Linked DNA regions of Homo sapiens: region 2 is linked to region 1. A link is an interaction called in ENCODE POLR2A ChIA-PET data of the cell type or tissue named here. Cell type or tissue: IMR-90. All regions are shown on one strand. Each heading gives the region's core, and the rest is flanking DNA. Links, peaks and the distances in the headings are about the cores only.

The links. Peaks named below come from ENCODE experiments on the same cell type or tissue, not always from the same donor. Only the 100,000 strongest peaks of a DNase experiment are listed, where the experiment ranks them.
Region 2: POLR2A ChIA-PET joins it to region 1 with 10 read pairs; 3 of 35 experiments call an interaction of 5 or more read pairs at or near these places.

The regions. Positions count from the first base shown.
Region 1 is chr5:33,026,481-33,037,700 of GRCh38, forward strand. All of the region lies in intron 1 of LOC105374715 (a long non-coding RNA gene), which reads right to left. Among named protein-coding and RNA genes, the nearest start is that of LINC02120, 85 kb to the left of the region's middle. In IMR-90, for the core only: no CTCF peak of the experiment used is centred there; a DNase peak (open chromatin) is centred at 5,881; H3K27ac peaks cover 1,408 bases.
Region 2 is chr5:32,961,562-32,972,781 of GRCh38, forward strand. It overlaps LINC02120 (long intergenic non-protein coding RNA 2120), which reads left to right. Exons shown (of 6, transcript NR_033832.1): 6 at 1-906. Among named protein-coding and RNA genes, the nearest start is that of LINC02120, 20 kb to the left of the region's middle. RefSeq lists a silencer at 8,671-8,936. In IMR-90, for the core only: no CTCF peak of the experiment used is centred there; a DNase peak (open chromatin) is centred at 2,880.

The DNA.
Region 1 (11,220 bases), core at 3,361-8,360:
CAGAAATCCTTTATCAGCTCACTGGCACAAGCTAGACATAGAATCCTACTTAAAATTGACATTTAGACAGATTGCTGCATAAAAGAGTCAGGATTAGTAGAAGTGATCTTCCTATTAAATTTTGTACTAGGTTAAAATGGAAAGGCTCTACACTGCCCTCATTTCCATTTCTATCTCCACCCTTTCACTTGTTTCTCAGTTATCTGATAGTTCTCTTAAAGGGTTGGATGCGTTTATCCTTTCTCAGTGGATAGAAAACAAATTCTTTTTGTGATTTAAAAAAAGTTATTATTTGAAAGAAAAGTAGCTGAAATAAACAACTGGCCCTGTTAGCCAAGTACGTCAGATGGAATTTTTAATATTAATTACACTAAGTCAACTCTATTTTTGGCTGTATCCTCTAACCCTGCTTGTTTACTTTTAATTAATAAATAATTTATCCTGTCAAGTATACTAGGAAGTAGTATTACCGAAGCAAGGTGTGTGGGAGATTTACTGAATTTTTTTTTCCTTGGCTGCTGTTGTTGCTTAGGGGTTATAGGTGTTTTAAGCTTTTTTCAGCCTAAAATCATTACAGTCATGCTGTATGGAACAAAGAGAGGGTAGACAGGTATATAGCTTTGCTGAGCAGTGATGTTTAAGCTGAGATCTGAATGACAGCAGGGTTACAGTCATGGGATGATATGCAGGAAAGGTGTTTTAAGTACAGGGCCAGGTTCACCGGCAGAGTTGACCTCAGGAGGAGATTTCTGTGTCTGTGCAGAAGTTGCTCTTTATTTATGCACTCCTTCCCAATGGAGCTCAAATACAGCCTCAGAAACCTTCTCTATGTAGACTTCAGGCAGCAATTATCAATAAGTCAGACTTTTATTTTAGAAATAAAACCAACCCCTGCCCTAGTAATAACAGGATTTCAGGGGCAATGGAAAACACCTTTTGTTCCTACTTTGACTTTCTTCTGCCCTCCCCCAGTAAAGATTACACTATCCAATCTTGTCACTGTTATGTGATATTATTTTTGACTGACAACACTATCATCCCTTCAGCAATTAGAAAGTGGAAATTGATGCTTATACATCCTTTCGACCTTTCTTCCTATCTGTTCTCTCTTCATGTCCCCTCTATGTCATCCCCTTATGCTCTTACCTTACCTTACCTTACCTTAAAGAAACTTACCTTAAGATAACTCCCTCCTAACATATCTTAATGTAATAAAAGCCATCTGTGACAAACCCACAGCCAACATAATACTGAATGAGGAAAAGTTGAAAGTATTACCTCTGAGAAATGGAACAAGACAAGGATGCCCACTCTCACCACTTCTATTTGACACAGTACTGGAAGTTCTAGACAGAGCAATCAGACAAGAGAAAGAAATAAAAGGCATCCAAATTAGTAAAGAGGAAGTCAAACTGTTGCTGTTTGCTCATGATGTGATTGTATACCTAGAAAACTCTAAAGACTCCTTCAAAAAGCTCCTAGAACTGATAAATGAATTCAGTAAAGTTTCAGGATACAAAACTAATGTACACAAACCAGTAGCTCTGTTTTACACCAACAGAGACCAAGCTGAGAATCAAATCAAGAACTCAACCTGTTTTACAATAGCTGTAAAAAAAATCCTTAGGAATATACCTAACTAACCAAGGAGGTGAAAGACATCTACAAGGAAAACTACAAAACACTGCTGAAAGAAATCATAGACAACACAAACAAGTGGAAACCCAACCCATGGTCATGGATGGGTAGAACCAATATTGTGAAAATTACCATACTGCCAAAAGCTATCGACAAATTTAATGCAATTCCCATCAAACTATCACCGTGGTTCTTCACAGAACTAGAAAAAACAATTATAAAACTCATATGGACCAAAAAAGAGCTCACATAGCCAAAGCAAGACTAAGCAAAAAGAACAAATCTGGAGGCATCACATTACCTGACTTCAAACTATTCTATAAGGTCATAGTCGCCAAAACAGCATGGTACTGGTATAAAAATAGGCACACAGACCAATGGAACAGAATAGAGAACCCAGAAATAAAGCCAAATACTTAACAGCCAACTGATCCTTGACAAAGCAAACAAAAACATAAAGTGGGGATAGGAGACCCTATTCAACAAACGGTGCTGGGATAATTGTCAAGCCACACGTAGAAGAATGAAACTGTATCCTCATCTCTCACTTTATACAAAAATCAACTCAAGATGGATTAAGGACTTAAATCTAAAACCTGAAACCATAAACATTCTAGAAGATAATGTTGGAAAAACCCTTGTAGACATTGGCTTACCCAAAGACTTTATGACCAAGAATGCAAAAGCAAATGCAACAAATACAAAGATAAATAGATGGGACTTAATAAAACTACAAAGCTTCTGCACAGTAAAAGAAACAGCAGAGTAAATGGACAACCAACAGAGTGGGAGAAAATCTTTGTAATGTATATATCCGACAAAGGACTAATATCCAGAATCTACAAGGAAACCAAACAAATTAGCAAGAAAAAACCAAACAATCTCATAAAAAAGTGGGCTAAGGACATGAATAAACAATTCTCAAAAGAAGATGTACCAAATGGCCAAGAAACATATGAAAAAGTACTAAGCATCACTAGTGATCACGGAAATGCAAATCAAAACCACAGTGTGATACCGCCTTACTCCTGCAAGAATGGGCATAATCAAAAAATAATAATAATTAATGTTGGTGGGGATGTGGTAAAAAGGGAACACTTTTACACTGCTGGTGGAAATGTAAACTAGTACAACCACTATGGAAAACAGTGTGGAGATTCCTCAAAGAACTAAAAGTAGAACTACCATTTGATCTAGCAATCCCACTGCTGGGTATCTACCCAGAGGAAAAGAAGTCATTATACGAAAAAGATACTTGGATGCATATGTTTACAGCAGCACAATTCACAATTGCAAAAATAAGAAGCCAGCCCAAATGCCCATCAATCAAGGAGCGGATAAAGAAATTGTGGTATATATATATATATATATATATATATATATATATATATATATATATATATATATGCCATGGAATACTACTAAGCCATAAAAAAGGAACGAAATAATGGCATTCACAGCAACTTGGTTGAAATTGGAGACCATTATTCTAAGTGAAATAACTCGGGAATGGAAAACTAAACATCACATGTTCTCACTTATAAGTGGGAGCTATGCTATGAGGATGTAAAGGCATAAGAATGATACAGTGGACTCTGGGGACTCAGGGTAAAGGGTGGGAGGTGGTTGAGAGACAAAAGACTACAAATTGGGTACAGTCTATACTGCTTGGGTGATAGTTGCACTAAAATCTCAGAAGTCACCACTAAAGAACTTATTCATATAAGCAAACACCACCTGCTCCCCCAAAACCTATAGAAATAAAAAATAAAAATAAATTTAAAAACAAACAAACAAAAAAACTCCTCCTAAAACTGTTACTTGTAAAATCTGCCCTTTTATCTTCCCGACCTTTTAAGGTGCGGTCTAGGCCTTCTGCATACACATATTACGCATGCACATACTGACCACCTATTTGAATCTTAATCCTTAGCAGAGTGGCTTTCATCCCATTTACATTCTATTGATATTGCTGCTATTTTCCCTTAATCGAGGACTAGCAGTTGTACAGAATTTGTGGCAAAATACATAATACACATGTACACATACCTCTTTAGGTGATTAAATGGATACATATATTCATCCAATTTCTCTGCCAGAAACTACGGATAAAGAGATTAACTAATTTATAGAAGAACACAGAGATAATAAGTGGAAGAGCAAAGAATCAGTCCTGATCTAATCTTAAAGCCCCTTTACTGCCTTGAAAGACTTCCTTCATGCTGACTTTTCTTCTAGCCCTTATATTCCTCAATCCAACACTGCCTGAAAGAACTTTCTGGCATGAAAAATTTGTTCTATAACTGCACTATTTTTTTTCTGGAAGCCATTTGCCGTATAAGAGCAAGAGCACAGGTCCTGGGGGCAGGGCACAGTTGTGAGTTCAAGAGGCTGGAGGAATACTGCAATGGCTACAGCACAGAGAGTGGTGGGAGATCACATCAAATGATGAGCAAGGCCCTCATTGTAAGGCTGTGTGGGTGAAATTTGGATTTCATTCTGAGTGCCACAGTGAAGCAGTAACAAAACCCTTTCCTGAGGAGCCTCTTGACTTTCACTCCTATTGAAACCATCATGCCCTTTATAGGTTCTTCAGCTTGTGAGAAAGGATATTGCCTGAATTAAAAGAACTGGCAATAAGTGAAAATTATTTAGAGAACAGACAGATAAAACAAAATTCTCAGAATCAGTTCAGTACTTCATGAACAGGGCAGCCAGTTACGTATTCAACTGTGAAAGACTGTCCATTCCCAAGGTTTTGACTTCAGATTATTTCAGGCCTGGTAGAACTTGGTTATACCAGTGGGATCTTTTATAGAGGTTGTAAAAACTTATCTCTGTTTTGGGGCTAGAATCTTTATCTAGGTGTTGCACAGAGTGTTGACGCTGGAGCAAGCTGCTCAGGTTCAAATCTCAGCTTTTCATTTACTAGCTAAATATACTGAACAGTTGTTTTATGCTTCAGTTTCCTCATTGGTAAAGTAGGGATAATAGTATTTAACTTACAGGTTGATGGGGGATTAACAGTACATATATGTCATTTATGACAGGTTGCTAGAGCAGTGCTAGTAATGTCAGCTTTGGTTATTATTATCATTATTAATATTTATCTCTCCTATTCTCTCTTTTTAATAGGGTTTTGAACTTTTGGGTTCACTGTTTTTCACATAAACATTTATTTAGGAACTAAATATCAAACTTGCCTCTTTCCCTTAGCATGCTAAGATAAATGGATATTCCTGAGTCTGAGGGAAGTTAAGGACAGAGTTTGAACCTAAGTTTTATTCTTATAATAGCAATTTTTTGGGAAGGACCCAGGGAGCAGTGTTTTCTTTCCAATGAGATGTCAAACTCTCGGATGATATGGAGCTTGTGTTGTAGAGAGATGATTAGTATTTTTGGAACCTCACCCTTTTGTCTAACACTTTGTATAGAGTGACAATAATGAAAGGAAGACTAAACATAGAGTCAGGATTACAGGGTTCAAATCTAAATTCTGTTCCCAACTAGCTGTGTGACCTTGGACAATGGAGCACCATTATAAAATTGGAGGAGGGTTTAATTACATAATCTCTGAAGCACTTTCTGGTATTAACATTATACAGTTCAGAGTATATTTCCTACAAACCCTTGCTTTAGGCAAAGTCTCTACATAAGGAGAAGTCTCGGAGAAAGGGTAATAGAAAAAAAGAGCAATATAAGGGAAAACAAAAACAAAGGAGAACTAGATTATTAGGAAAGAAGTATAATAAGAAAAGGAAACTAAAGAAAAGCAGGTTTAGTCAGATAACTTGCTAACCTTTTAAATTGAACACTCACCTTATGCCATGCCCTGGGGATGTGACAGTGAACAGGCCTTTGTAGAATTTACAGAGTGTTGGGGAATATGTAAACAGGTGGCTATAAAGACAACATAAAATGCTAACGTCACTTGTAGGATAGAGTGAGGCTTCCCTGAAAAGAATGGTGGAGTCTGAGGGCAAAACATTCTAGGTACAGAAGGTATCTACGAAGGTCCTGGGATAGGAGAGAGCTGGTATTTTCAAAAACACAGGGATTTTATGCATGGAGGCGATCAGGAAAAAAAAATGAAGCAAGAATAAATGAGCATATTCTCCAAGGACCAACTAACAGGGTTGAGATAAATATTATCCATTTTATCCCCTCCTGCATCTGCTGTAATGTAGGATGGCCTGAAATGAAACACCCATGTGGTTTGACCCTCCCCAGTTGCTATTGCTCATCCTATAATAAGCAGTAACACAAATCCTAGCCTAGTGATTCCCCAGTGAATCCTTTCCTGGCCATCTTAAGGCAAAAAAAGAGCCTTGTGTTTTGACGGGGAAATTCTTTAGTACAGAAAAAAAGTGAGGAGAGAAAGTTCAATATGCTTCCCTCTGTTTCCCTCCTACTCTCATATCTGCATCCCATGCAAAGCATTCCCCTTTTTCTTAGATTCTATCTTCCTCCCTCAAGAACAGCTTTTACCTCCCCGTTTTTTTTTTTCTTTTTCTACTTTTGGCCCAAATCATAGTACTGAAAATGTAAAACCTGCAGTTTTGGGTATGTTACCAAAGGAAACAGTTTTACTTAAAATCTTGTTTTTGCCAAAATATTTTCAAAGTAGCTGGAGAGCTGTCAAACCACAGTGGCTCTCAGCTGCGTTTCCTTCTAGCATTTCCCCAGGTTCTCCCAGCACAGCACTCAGTAATTGGATATTATTTGAGGAGAAGGGAAAAAAATGCTGCACGAGAGAGTTTGTAGATTTAAGAATTATTCTCCGGGTGCTGAAGGCCAGAGATCCAGAGGTGCTCAGCTGCCAAACTCCAGGGCTGCGTGACTGTGTATCATTCCTAGATGTAGCTTTCAGCGGGGAGACCCGGAGGAAACATGCTGGTAACTGTCAATATTTGGATTGCCATTCCAAAGTCTTTAGATTGTTTTCTGCCCTTCCTCATGTGGCTTTGACCAAAAGAATTTATTCTGAGAAAAAAAAGTACTGAAAACTGTTTAAAATGACATGCTTTTTGACATTGCAGGTACTGACAGCCTTCCCCTTCTCCTAACCATCTCTTCTAACCCTGGCTAGCATTAGTGGGTTTTAGGCACCAGGATTATATCTTTAGACAAATTTAAAAGTAGGCAGTTAACTTTTATGCTCCTCTAACAACTTTCTTCAAGGACCTTAGAGGAGGTACCAGCTTAATATTTAAGAACTTATTATTTATTAAGAGGCAGTAGTTACCATGCTCACTTAACTCATCCAGAAACTTAAGTTCAGGAAGTGATATGACTTTCCCAAGATCATACAACAATCCTAAACTGCTTCTTCCTTACATCATGCTTCTAATACATGTTGTTGTAAGATAGAACAAAATTAATTAAATTAAATTATAATAAAAATAATAATTTCAATAACCATATAGGAATCATGATAATTATCAATTATCAAAATGGTTATCACAAATCGACAATAGATGTGGCATCAGGACTCAAGTGCCACTGCTTTCCAAATATTTTTACCAGATCTGCTATGTCATTAGGGTCCTGGTAGGAAACAGATGTTATACTCTGAAGCAGTAACTGAAGAGAGTTAAACGGAGTGGACAGGGTCAAGGGAGCCAATGAGAGGATACAGCAGCCAGGGCTGGTAACAGTGAGAAGCAACTGACACTCCATCAGCCCCAGGCCTGGAGGGGCTGGGAAGGAGCAGTGACGAGAACCCAGTGAAACCTCTCACTACAGCAGAGGGGCTGCCTAACATGAGCTGATGGGGAAAAAACCCAGACCTTGCTTTTCTCTTCTTTCTTCTCTCCTGAAAGGGCCACCCATTGACGAAATCCAACAACAAGCCAGAGGACAAAGAAGACTGAGTGACGATGTCTGGAGGGCTTAGATTTCTTCTCTTAAATACCATTTATGTGCTGATGACAGCCAGTTTTTTTAAATCTCTAGTCTTGAATTTCAGTCTTGAATTTCAATTTTCTTCTAGGTATCTCCTAACTGAACTCCTGACTGTTCATCAAAGTTCATTCCTCCAACAATCCTCTCTATCTCAATTGCTACCATCTCCTACCAAATGCAGGCCAAAAATCTTGGAGACATCCCTAAGTGCTCTTTTCCCCTCCTGACCACCATCCTATCCTTTAGCAAATCTTGTTGACTCTGCTTCCACATACATCCAGAATCCCACTCCTTCTCCCTGCTTTCGACACTACCACCACAATTCTAATAACCAATTGCCTGGAATGTTACACTAGATATGCTGTTTCCACCCCTGCCCTCTTATGGTTTAATCTCAAGACAGAAACTAAAGTGATACTTTGAACAACCTAAGTTAGACCATGTCAGACTTCTATTCAGAATGTCTAATAGCCTTCTACTTCACTCAAACTAGAGTAAGTCAAATCCTTACAACTGGTCTATAAGACCCCACGAGATCTCCCATCCATTCTCTTACCTCTGTGACTTCATTCCCCATTACTCCCCCACTTCTCTTATCCTTTCTGCTAATGCTAAACTCCTTTCTGTGCTTAAAATAAACCAGGTACACTCTTATTTGAAAAAGTATTTGCACTTGTTCAATGTGCCTGGTACACTCTTCCCCCAAGTATCTGAGTGGCTCAGTCCTAAATCTCCTTTGAATTTTTGTCAACTGTCACCTCAAAGAGGCCTTCCCTAACTACCTTAGATTAAAATGCAACTATCCCCCAACCCTAGCATTCCCAACCCATTTCCTCATTTCATTTTTCCCATAATACTTAAGACCATCTGACACATTGTATATTTTACTTTTTGTTTGTTTATGACCTGCCTTTCCCTGCTTGCACTCTTATCTCCACTGTGATAAAAGATCCGTAACCCTGACATGCTCATGGGACCATAAGGAGACATGAGCAATTATCTAAGTTTTGTTGCATGAAATAAATCTATTTCCTCATAGCACTTGATAGTACTTGCACAGGATTGCATAAATGCTTCCTAGCTTGAACCAGAAGTTTTAAACATACTTAGACTAGGGTTCAAGTATGATTTGGGCAATGTTTGAGTCCTTTATTTCTTGATAATATGAGAAAAGGCTCCAAAGTAGTTGAGCTATGTAAGGATTCTAGATATTCTGTCTAGTCGTGGCAAATGTTCAGTCAAAGAAAGCCCCGGGGCTTAAACATTAGTCCCAGCCTAATGTTTTTTTTTTTTTTTGAGACAGAGTCTCGCTCTGTCGCCCAGGCTGGAGTGCAGTGGCGGGATCTCAGCTCACTGCAAGCTCCGCCTCCCGGGTTCACGCCATTCTCCTGCCTCAGCCTCCCAAGTAGCTGGGACTACAGGCGCCCGCCACTACGCCCGGCTAATTTTTTGTATTTTTAGTAGAGACGGGGTTTCACCGTTTTAGCCGCCGGGATGGTCTCGATCTCCTGACCTCGTGATCCGCCCGCCTCGGCCTCCCAAAGTGCTGGGATTACAGGCGTGAGCCACCGCGCCCGGCCCCCAGCCTAATGTTTAAGATTTTAGTGTATAAGACCTTAAAAAGTAGTAAGGTATTGTAAGGCCTCACACAATCTGAAGGTCAAAACTGGTAAAATAACAAATTATTGAAAAATATTTCTAACCTTTTTCCCTTTGCTGTATTAAACAGATATCAATAAGTTGATATTTGCTGAATGAGTACACAAAACTTTGCTAACTTTCAGCAGAGTGGAGAACTCGAAAAGAAGTTAATAACCACTGAGAGGTTTCCTTATGCAGAGAATAGAATAGGCACTAGCCATATAATGTGATTTCAGGGACCCAAGAGGCCCCAAAGTGAAAAGAAATCCTTCCTTATAAGCTTGCTGATACATAAAATTCCACATTCCACAGTCTAACTTTTACTTAATCATTAAATCCTGATTAAATGCAAATATCCCCTGTGTGGGGTCCTCCATCAGTTATTTATTCCTCAGAGTAAAAAAAATTGAGAACAGGTTTTGCCAAGGGGCATATGAATAGTTATGAGCAGCTTGAGGAAGCTGTGATCCAGGAAACAAAAGATTAAGTGGCTCAGATGGCAAACTTCACCAACTTAATAGTTTTGCCTGTATTTAATCTCACTATATTGGTTTTAAAGATTCTTTATCTCCAAGATTGATATGGTTTGGCTGGGTCCCCACCCAAATCTCATGTTAAACTATAATCCCCATGTGCTGAAGGAGGGCCTGGTGGGAGGTAATTGAGTCATGGGGGTGGACTTTGCTCTTGCTGTTCCTGTGATAGTGAATGAGTTCTCATGAGATCTAGTTGTTTAAAAGTGTGTAGCGCTTCCCACTTTGCACTCTCTCTCTCTTTCCTGCTCCACCATGGTAAGACATGCTTGCTTCCCCTTCACCTTCCGCCATGATCGTAAGTTTCCTGAGGCCTCCCAGCCATGCTTCCTGTTAAAAGTGCAGAACTGTGAGTCAATTAAACCTCTTTTCTTCATAAATTATCAAGTCTCAGGTAGTTCTTTATAGGAGTGTGAGAACGGACTAATACAAAATGTAATGTCTTTTGGGGTAAGTTGTCATTTCTGAGACACAGGTCAGCTTTCATATATCTGGACATGGGGCTGGCGGGTGTAGAGGAGTGGTAACTATCAGACATGTGAATTATACAATCCTTCTTTTATTTCCTATCTGACCCTTGTACTTCTCATTCTGTCTTTATAATGAATTTAGCAGAATCAATGAGACTAGTAGCAAATTTAGTCAAAGAAGTTGATAGTAATGACTAAAATCCTTTCAGTACCCTTAATGCATGGATGGATTTCAATTACTCAGCCTCTTTTTCCCATTATCTAAGTTCTCACACTAGAAGATAAATCACATTGTGATATGTACTCATTAGGCTAATCTTCATAACAATTCTCCTCTAAGAAACACTGGGTCACTTGATCACCACCAAATATTGAATTATATTAAAGGACTTATAAAGAAATATGGTAGAGTAAATATATAATTACAGAAATTCCCTTGTTGATGGCCCAGGAAAGATGACTGAAGGGGAGGTGAATGAAAAGCCAGAAAAACTAAGGAGAGTCACAATTTTGTTTTTTCCTGGCTTAAAGGAATGTGAGAGAAATACCTCAGGAATAATTATCTGGAACTGACTGTCTATAATAGATAAAAGTTTGGCAGGAGAAAACATTGGAATAAGAGGAAACTGCCACTCCCCAAACCACTGGATACTTTTTCATAGTAGCTAAAAAGCATCACATTGTATAGAAAACCACTAAATTTTGAGTTTATCTCCAACATTCCCTCAAATGAGAGGAGAAATGGCTGGAAAATGGTGAGTTAAGCAATTGTTGTTTTCATATATCCAAAGACTCAGTGCAGCGAAACTGGTGGACTCACCCTAAGATGGGGAAATGATCCAAAGTTCCCCCACAAATAGACAGTATAAGATCTAGTACAAAAGGTTTAACAAACTTCCAAAGAAAGAGATTAAAGATAAAATCCTTGAATAGAACTGATGCATAGCTCTAGTCCCTCTCTCCTCCATGCTACCACTCCCCTTCTCCAGGTAACTAAAAATTCTAACATAAAATCCAGCCAATAAGATCAAGGG
Region 2 (11,220 bases), core at 2,727-7,726, 66 kb before region 1:
TGGGGAAGAAGTCACATATCAGTCCTGGCCATGATAACTGGGGCACATGTACTATATCCAAGTTGATATCCTTAATTTGGGGAAAGTTTTCTTGCCTTTCCCACAGCCTCCCAAGCCATTGACAATTCCCACATTCAAAACATTCTCATTCACATTTCTGATTCACTTTGGGCTACAGGAACAACAGATGTTGAGTACTTCTAGGGAGCAAATCCATTATAGATGGAGGTAGGTCTTGCAAACAGAGAGGTAGAGAGCTTTCTCGAGACCTTTGGACCAAGCAGATAACATCACAAGGTGTACCTTATGCTAAGTGCCTGATCTCTAAGACCCTCCACCAGCGTCAGAGAGACAGCATGCTCACAACATGACAGCTGGTCATACAGGTGAAGAAGAACATGAAGACCAGCCCACCCCTGAAAATGACAGATCAAACTCAGCTTCACAATGTCTCTTATTCCATCGCTAATGGTGTTTAAAAACACACTTTGTCTTAAGGAACAAGGGGAACTGACCACGTGTTCATGACGGTTCATTTCTTACCCTCTGCTTTGGCTTGACCAAACTTTAGTCAGGTATCTCTCCTCCACAAAGATTCCTAGACTTTGGCTGTCCCCCAAGTTTAAGCAAGCACTGAAACACTAAGGAGCAGAACATCTGTTAACAGCTCATCCTGAAAATCAACTGACCATAGGAAAAAACACTCCCTATTGAGATATCCTGGTTTTGCCACCTGCTCGCCCACACTCTATGCCCTTCTCCTCCACAAAGGTCTGGCTGGTTCTTCTCCCTCCATACAAAGGAAAAGCTTATTTCTGTTTGATTTTGAGACATTTGCAGATATCTGAGGTTGGCATGTTCTTCCTATTGCAATAGTCTTTTTGAGTAAAGTCTCTCTTTATCTAAGTCTTATTTGTTTTTAATTAATATCATGCAACTGGATACTTTATAGAAATAAGAATAAATGAGACACACATATATGCAACAACATGAGTGAATCTCACAAATATAATGTGAAGCATAAAAAGCAAGAACTAAATGGCTATATGCTGTATACTTTATATGAAGTTCAAAAGAGGAAAAATGAACATAAATTGTTGAAAGTCAGGATAGTGGCTCCCTTCAGGGGGGCAATTGCTGGAGGGGGACAAAGAGGGCTCCTAGGGCACTGATAGTATTCTGTTTCTTGATCTGGAATATATTCAATTTGTGAAGAGTCACCTCATGACAGACTCATAATTTGGAAAACTTTCTATGTGTTCTACTCCAATAAAAAATTAACTTAAAATTGAATCTCTTAGAATTATAATTTATTTTTCTCAAACAAACTTGTATGAAGCAAAAAAAAAGGGCCTCAATGCTTTCTAACTAGCAAATGAATGCATATCATTTACATATGTGACTTAGTGATAGAGTTAGAGAATAAGATAAGTTAGCCCACAGTTAATAATTTAATTATTTAATTTAATTTAATCTCTGGTTTTTGTGTTTCATGGTCACAGGAGTATAAATATCTTTGGAACTTTATTTTCTGGTGTGTTCACTATCACTTAAGGAACTGTCTTAGTCCACCTGCATTGCTATGAAGGAACATCTGAGACTGAACAATTTATAGAGAAAAGAGGTTTATTTTGGCCCACAGTTCTGAAGCTGTATGGGAAGCATGGCGCTAGCATCTGCCCCTGGTGAGGGCCTCAGGAAGCTTCCAGTCACATGAAAGATGAAGGGGGAGCTGGCATGTACATGGAGAGAATAGGAGCAAGAGAAAGAGGGAGGAGGTCCCAGATTCTTTTAAACAACCAGATCTTACATGAACTACCTGAGTGAGAAGTCACTCATCACCGAGGCAATGGCACTAAGCCATTCATGAGGAATCCACCCCATGATCCAATGCCTCCCACTAGGCCCCACCTTCAATGCTGGAGATCACATTTCAACATGAGATTCTGAGGGGACATGCATTCAAACCATATCAGGAACCAAATTCTATTTCCCACCAAACATAGTCTAACTATGTTTGTTAGATGTTTTGATGTTTAATACATCAAAAAAGTAAAAATATCAATTTACAATAATCACAGCTTTTTAATGTTCTGTGGGAGAAAAAAATGTAGTTAGTACAGTAGAAGAATATCAGGGGAAGCTGCTTATCATTATCAAAAAAATTTCATGATGACAGAATATGACAGCACAAAATGTGTATATGTTTAACTTAAATGTGAACTTTATCTTACCTGGCTGGTTCTCTGGTTTTCATGTTTGATGGTCACAGGAGTATAAATATCTTTGGAACTTTTTTCTTATCTTGTATAGTGACAAAGAATAATAACTAGTTCAGTTACATTTTCAAGAGACCTGTCATAACAATGGTATTATTCTTTATTTTCTCATGAAATAATGTTTTGACTTGCAACTTAATGTCCCAGCTATAATTTTAACCAAGGCTTTACAAAATGCATAGAGCTTATAAATCTCCAATTCCCAAACATTCTAGTGGAAAGATCAGCTGTAATTAAATAAGTAGTAATCAAATAAATTTAATTACAAACTAGGATAAATGTTATGAAGGTAAATTACACAGTGCTACAAGAACTATAGCTGGGGATTGAGGTTGTATATTTAAGAAAAATCATGTTGGCTTCAATGTGTTGGAGTGTAAAACAGGGAAATGCATGCAGGAAAACTGCCTGGGAGGCTTCTGTGTAGTTTAGGCAAAATGTGGTAATTTATGAAAGGGTTTGGCGTTGGAGATAGAGTTAGTGAATGAATTTGAGGCATTTGGGAAGTAAAAAGCTCTCACATTGTGCTCAAACCTCCCACTGTAGCTATGTAAAACTATCTGCAGGTCCCAGAAGATACCAGCTGTGTCTTGCTTTGTATCTGATGTTTCTTTCCTGAGTCATCTTTTCTTTAATGCTCCATCTAGCTACATCTCACTTATCTTTCAGCACCCTGCTGTTCCGTGAACTCCCATGGCTCCCTGTTTTTGCCACTGTTGTCACACTTGTAACACAGATTTTTGCCATCTGCTTACTGTTAGTCTTCGTGCTAGACTGTTAGCTATTATACTTGAGGGCACTGTCTTATCTATTTTGTTTCTGTACCACCAGCTCTGGAGCCATGATCCAAACAGAGCAGAAAACACGTATTTCTTAAATTACTACCCAGCCAGGTAGGATTATTGCAAACCCTTTCATAAATTCATTATTCTTTCAAAAAATCAATTTTGATTTCTTAAATTCTCTCATGTGTTTGTTTTGTGTTTCGTTAATTTTGGCTTCTATCTTCATTAGTTCTACCTTCTATTTTTGAGCGTTTTAATTTGTTTTTCTTTTACTAACTTCTTGAGATGGACGTTTAAATTATTGATTTTCGGCCTTTATTCTTCGCTAACGTATACACTTAAGGTTATAGATTTTTTTCCTCTAAAACATGACTTTTATTGCATTCTGCACATATTTTCATTATCACTAAGTTCAAAGTATTTTCTAATTTCTGTTGTGATCTCTTTTTTGACCTAAAGGTTATTTAGAAATATATTTTGTATTTTATAAACATATGGTAATTTTCTAGTTATCTTTTTATTATCAATTAGTCTATGATCATATATAGATCAGATCACATATGATCTGTGTGATTTTACTCCTTTGAAATTTGTTGAGAATTGCTTTACAGTCTAGCAATTTAAAAAAATTTCTGCATGCATTTGAAAAGAATGTATGGTCTGCAGTTGTTGGTTATTTAAATACATAAATTCTAACTGGGTTGTTCGAATATTCTATATCATTTTTTTTGTCTGCTTGTTCCATCAGTTCCATAGAAGTACTTTTAAATCTTCTAGCATGAATGTGCATTTGCCTGTTTCTTCTTGTAATTCCATCAGTTTTTGCTTTATATGTTTTTAGGCTATTTTAGTAGGTGACATAAAGGTAGAATTATTATATGTAACTGTTAAATCCTTTTCCCATAATGTCTCTCATTTTTGCTTTAAAGTATATATATATATATATAGGCACACATTATATATATAAGTGTATATACATGTATATATATAAAGTATATATATATATATACACACACTAATATTTCTCATATTAGTATAGTTCTATCAGCTTTCTTTTGGTTATTTACTGGTGACTAACAAAGTATCCATGAACATAGTCACTTAAAACAACAAATATTTATTATTCCCAACACTTTAAGAGAATCAAGAATCTAGGTGCAGCTTAGTCTTTCATGAAGTTGCAGCCAGGATGTCAAGTGGGTCTGCAGTCTTCCGAAGGCTTGACTGGGGCTGGATGATCCACTTCCACAAGGGCTCACTCACATAGCTGTTCACTGGAGACCTCAGTTTCTCACTGGCTGTTGGCAGGAAGCCTTGGTTCTTCACATGGATCTCTTCATAGGGCTGCCTGAGTATCCTCATGAGATGATGGCTAGCTTCCCACAGAGCAAGCAATCCAGAGAGAGAGAGATCAAGGAGGAAGCCACAATGTATTCTATGGCTTAGTCTCAGAAGTCACACACTTGCACTTCTGCCACATTCTGTTCATTAGAAGTGTCACTAAATACAACCCACTGTCAAGGGAGGGGAAATAGGCTCCACCTTTGAAGACAGAAGTATCAAGAAATTTGTGGTCCTATTTTAAAATGACCACAATTAGTATTTACATGGAATATATTTTTTCATTTCTTTACTTCTAGACTGTTCCTTATATTTTAGGTTTGGCCCATATTAAGAAGAATACACGTATATTGTATGCCAGTCTGTCAATTTTTATCTTTTAATTGTAGCATTTAGCCCATTTTCACCTAATGTACTTATTGATGTACTTGAGTTTAAATCTACTATGTCGTTGCTTGATTTCTCTTCATCTCACCATGTGTGTTCTCTTTTCTAATTTCTTACTTTTGGAGTGAGATGATTTGAAGCTGGGTTTCAGTCTCTGTGAAGGCTAGTCTACTTGGATTGACCATTATTCCCAAGGAGCTGCCATTCAGGATCCCTGCTGAGAACAGACTCTGAACACCATTACGGTGCTGCTGTTCATGTGAGCTGGTTGAAAGTTCTGCTCAGCTTCTGGGCTTCTCAGCATCCGCTTCCAGAACCAGCATACAATAGAGGGGAAAAGAGGTCCCAAGCTGAGCTTACTTCAGTGGGTTTCTGCCCCAGATTTCGGCTCTGTAATTCTCCCCTATCTTGTTGGCTCCCCAAAGCTCTCAAGCAGAATATTTTTAAAAATTATTTTCTAACTGTTTATTTGGGAAGGTTGTTCTGAATGTCTCAGTTTGTCTTCAATGGAAGTGCAGTTGTATCTCATTTAATTTTTCACAAATGGTGGAATAAGGATTACTATTCCTTTGCTAGTGAGGAAATTAGTCACAGATGAGCCAAGTAAATAGCTCAAAGTTACATTTAGAAAGTGACAAACTTAGAATTTGAAACTGTGTATTTCTGTCTGTAAAATTCAGGCTATTTACATTAGCTAAAGCAATTTTGGCTGATATCCTTGAAATGGAACACACCATTAGAAGATTTATTAATAATAATAATGCTTATTGTTATTAATACGATTGCTTATACTTCTCACTAATTATAAATATATGTTTGAAAAACTGAAAATCTTTCTGTTTTATAGTAGTTTTTAATTAATTGCATTAAAACATAGTGATTTTGAGGTTCCTAAGTATTGTGATTTATAGTTTTATAATTCCATATTGATACTGACTAGGAATCAGAGTTTTATAAAATAATAGTACTTTATCATGAAGGCCTAATTGAAACAAATAAGTGCTTATTTTTAAAGTATGCATTAAAAATTGTCTCAATTTTAGAATTTCTTAACTGCCACTTCTTCACTCCTTATCCAGGACTCATTTTAAAGAAACTCAGTCTTGCTTCAAGTCTCATTTATCTCCCATTAAAATTCCATTGTAAAACAATGAATTCCTTTTCATAAAGGCACATAAATATTAAATTCTACCATATGTTATTTGTCTTTCAGGGATCACATTTTTGAAATCTGTATGGATCTTTAAATAGTCAACAAATACATATAACATGTGTTGCTATCCAGTTTGTAAAGCTTTAAAATATTATTAAGAACTGAAGAAAAGTTCTTATTTTCTTATTTAAAAGACACATCTGTATTTGGAGATAGCTTCTCTGCTTATTTTCATTGTTTAGAAACTTTACTTTCTCTAGCAGAGAAATCAGAATATTTCCATCTGCTCTGCAATGATGAGGTTAAATTAAAGTTGAAGTCAGTATTTTAGAAAGGCATTAGGTTGGTGTAAAAGTAATTGCGGTTTTTACAATTACTTTTTTTATCTTTTTTTTTTGAGATGGAGTCTTGCTCTGTTGCCCAGGCTGGAGTGCAATGGTGCGATCTTGGCTCACTGCAACCTACATCTCCCGGGTTCAAGCGATTCTCCTGCCTCAGCCTCCTGAGTAGCTGGGATTACAGGCGCCCACCACCATGCCTGGCTAAGTTTTGTATTTTTAGTAGAGATGGGTTTCACCATGTTGGCCAGGCTGGTTTTGAACTCCTGACCTCAAGTGATCTGCCTGCCTCAGCCTCCCAAAGTGCTGGGATTACAGGCGTGAACCACTGCACCCGGCCTTTTGCAATTACTTTTAATGGCAAAAAAATGCAATTACTTTTGCACCAACATAAAATAGCAAAGGCTAACATGTACACATTTCCTCAACAAAGTGGGGTATGGACCTATGGCCTGAGAACCAGAGTTTCTGAGGTCACTGAAGGGCTTTTGTGTCAAGTGTGCTCTTGAGGGCATCAGCCTCTACATAGACTTGACTTTTTTTCTCAAGTGTTGGTGCCACTCAAGAGAAAAGGAAATAATAGAGTCTTCTCAGGCCAACTGGCATTAGCTTTAAGGGAACAGAATAAATGAAATCTGACTTAGGGTTTTTTTCCTTTAGAAGCCCTGAATTATATTGAACAACTTATCTTTCTGGAGTAGGGAGATAGAGATTTGGAGCACGGTCCCAGAGATGACTAAAGAGTGTGCCTTTTCCTGCACCTTTGTTGTGTCTATTAGAACCAAAACTCTGTGCTGGGCAGCTGCAGAAGAAAGATACAGGATTTGAGGCAGTGGAAAAACCGTCACCCTGAGGACGAGGATATAATATTGCCTGGACGTCCTTGAATTCCATCTAACATGCTCTGGATCTGTTGGTTGGAGACCATAGGTCAGTATGGGTCCTGGGAAGTCAAAATTACAGCCTGTATTTTTTTTTTCTGGTTTTAAATACCAAGTATTTGAAAACAGGAGGAGGAAATCAACCAAAAGAGGAGGAAGAGAGGGAGAAGAGTTTTACAAAAAGTTAACTTCAGTAACTGCAAAGACATTCCTCTTTAGTGGAACTTTTTCCTAAGAGTTGCAATTTTTTATTTTTTTTGATTCTAGAAGCTTAAGATGGCAGAGAAGAGAAAATGTAGGCTGCAATGGGGTAAGCTGCCTTTTTGGAGACTACATAGCCTGGTCATATGAAAGATTACTTTGGATGTGATGGTGACGCTTTGGGAGAGAGTTGGCTTACAGCCAGCTTAAAAGGGACTTAATGAACCCTGTCAGGGAACATCTTTGTATGTTGACTGCTGGATTCCGAGGGCCCAAGGATTGACTCCTTAGCACCCCGTCAGATTGCTGGTGACCTAAGAATTGCCATTTGATGTTCCTACTGGAAGAATCTTGAAGAAACTCCAGAAAAATGCTCACGAAAAAAATCAATATTGGGAATCTGCCATACCCTGAGGGCACGACTATCAGATTATGTATCTTTTAGTCCAGTAAGAACTTTCCCCTAACTCTCCCTACTCCCACCCCCAGTAGTAACTCTGTAGGATTTGGGGAGGGTGGAGAAGGAGAAAAATTCAAGTCTGAGAAATAAAAAGGACCATGTTCCTTTCCCTCACTGTGGGTTTCTTAGCTGGAAGTTGCTCTGAACCAGAGGAAGGAAGGAGCTTTAGCTTTAAATAAAGTATGAAAAGTTGATCAAAATAGTGGACTGGACATTTAATTACTGGAGTGAGACTGACCAGAGGACTTATAATATTCAAAATGAATCAGAAAATTATGGGTGCTGCCTGAGTTACTGAGTTACAATGGGTTACCAGCTACGAACTCATTGAGTTAGTGCCAAGGGCAGGGAGGAAAGTAAAGTTACTTTATGATTGCACCTTTTTACGTTTTGCCCCATTAAGTACTGGTTACAGCTCATCCAAATGTCTCAGCCTCTATCAGTCTGTGAGAGTATACGTAGAGACTGTCTTGGTCCTTCTGGGCTGCTATAACAAAAATACCATAGGCTGGGTGGCTTAGAAATAACAGAAATTTTATTTCTCACAGTTTTGGAGGCTGGGCAGTTCAAGATCAAGGTTCAGGTAGATTCAGTATCTAATAAGGGCTCTTCCTGTTGCATAGTCTTCTCACTGTCTCCTATGTAGTAGAAAGCTGAGGGAGCTCTTGGGTTTCTTTTATAAGGGCATGGATCCCAATTATAAGGGCTCCACCCTCATGACCTAATCATCTCCTAAAGGTCCCATCTCCAAATACAATCACATTGGGGATTAGGTTTCAACATATGAATTGGGGGGCGGGGGAACATAAACATGCAGTCTGTAGTACACATGAAAATGTATTTCCAAATTTCCATGACTCTTAGCTCATACTTGCTCCTGTAGGCAGTCACCCTACCCACCCTACTCCCCTACTCAACTCCCCAACTCAGTCAAGGTTTCCCTGGGTCACAGTCAGGAGTTTTCCAAGGTCAAGGAGATTCCCAGGTTCTCAGTACTCAGTACCGCTCCTCTTCTTCTGTTTGTGAACCCTTTAGGAAGTCCATGGGTTCGTAGGCCTCAAATGAGGCCCCTACCCACTGCCTTGGAAGACAAGGATCCTGGGTGTGATGGGCTGAAAAATGATCCCTGAAGATATATATATTCGAATCCCTGGAATCTGTGAACATTATATTATATGGAAACAGAGTCTTTATGCATAGATTTCATTAAGATGATCAGATTTAATTAAGATGGGGATATTTTCTTGGTTTATCAGAGTAGGACCTAAATACAACCCACTGTCAAGGGAGGGGAAATAGGCTCCACCTTTGAAGACAGAAGTATCAAGAAATTTATCTAAAAATAAATTTCTTAAAACAACAGAAATTTATTCCCTAATGGTTCTGGAAGCCAGAAGTCTAAGATCAGCTTGATCAAGGAGGAAGCCACAATGTATTCTATGGCTTAGTCTCAGAAGTCACACACTTGCACTTCTGCCACATTCTGTTCATTAGAAGTGTCACTAAATACAATTTGGAGTACTTTGTTAAAGTGCTTTAGGAAATGAATATACTAGGAAGATACTGCTCCCTCCTCCTCTGTAGGGCACAAGCAGACATTATAGGGCATGCCTCATTCTGGATTCAGTTGGGTCATCTGAGCCCCTAGTCAACACTACTTATGCCTCGAGTCTCACAAGGACTTTTGTGGAAAAAATATATTTTACCTTCTAATGAAAAGTGACCATTCAAGTTTGAAGTGGAGGTGGGGAGATGAGTGAAAGAAAGTAGGCCAGGCCTTCCCCTCCATTGTCCTGGTTTTTCCTGTTCCCGTAGGCACCTGCCTCCAAGTTCCTCTTAATCTTCAGCAAAATACAAAACAAAGCAAAACAAACAAAACAAAGCACAACTCCATACAACCCCAACAATGCTTCCCATGCAGATCAACTGATACAGGGGGTGAGGCTGTCACTCTTCACTTTTCAGAGAAGCATTTGAGTTTGCTCAAATCCAGCCATACTCCCTGAACCATCTAGACATACTGAACTGCCTACTCCAGAACCAGGTGCCTAGAACATATTCAGAAAATGATGGCTACTGTGGGAGAAAAACTCTATTGGAATTGGTAGGACTGGGTTTGAACTCCCAGGTTTGCCTTTCCCTGGCACTGGCACTTTTTCTCATCTGTAAAAGGTGTGGTTGGGGTGGGGCCGGTGGTAAGCATATGCATCTCAAAGAGTAGTTTTAAGAATTTAGTGAGCATAGGGCCTGGTACGCAGATAATAAATAATTCCCACTCACTAATGCTTTTACATTTTGATTATTTCCTTACTTCTTCATGGCATTTTACGTGCAAATGTTTTACCACATTATTGTAGAATAATAAAAATAATCTTCAAAAGGTGATTATCTAGTCATCTCACTGATTGCATTATGAGTTCATTGAAGACAGAGATTGTCTTTTTACATCTTTTGTCTCTATTGTCTAGCACATAGCCGACTTTACAAATATCTGTTGACTAATTCAACATTTTAGACACCTCTGACAGCAGGAATGCCTTTTATTACTAGTTTTAATCAGAAACACAAATTCAAGTTAGATTGTTGCCTCTACCAGGTAACATGTTCATCTTCTTATGAGAACAGAAAAGAATGATCTGAATGGAAGCCTGGAACAGACTTAGCCAGAAACAAACAAACGAACAAACAAAACTGGTTACCTGAGCCAATGTGTATGCCTCTATAAGGTGAGAACAAAGTGCTTTAGAAACAGTGAGAGTCTTCAGTGACCCAGCTTTGACCTGTGTTCATTTCATGAAGTGACATTCAAGCAAACTTTTAGGACCATTTACTCAATCCTCTATGGGGTGCCTCATTTTTCAAAAAATTCAACCCATTGAAATAAAAACCTACTGATAAATAAGGCAATTGTTCCTATTTCAAAAGGAATTTTTTTCTTCACAATACTATCAGGTTCAAATGAGGGAGGTTCCTTAGAGCATTTAAAATATGACTACATTTCTAGAAGTTCTGCAACTTTGAGGCAAACACACCCATAGTGTGAAAATAAAGTCCACTTTCGATTTACATTAATATTCTGTGTTTTTGCATAGTTTAATTCTCCTAATTTATTCACTTAATCACTTTCTTATTTGTTCAAAAATCAGTTAAACAAATTTTACACTTCTGAGACACTGACCACAAGAAGGATAGTCTAAGTTGGTCTAAATAATGAAGAAGCCTAGTCTCTCAGCCCATGTGACATTACATGCCAGACAGGGAAGTTCACATGATTCTGAGTTAAAAAAAAAAACCCGAGTTCAAACTTCAGCATTATGAGTTGCAATACTAGTTGCATGACTTTGGGTAAATTACCTATCCTGCATGTCAGTTTCTCCATCTAGTATAAAAAGGAC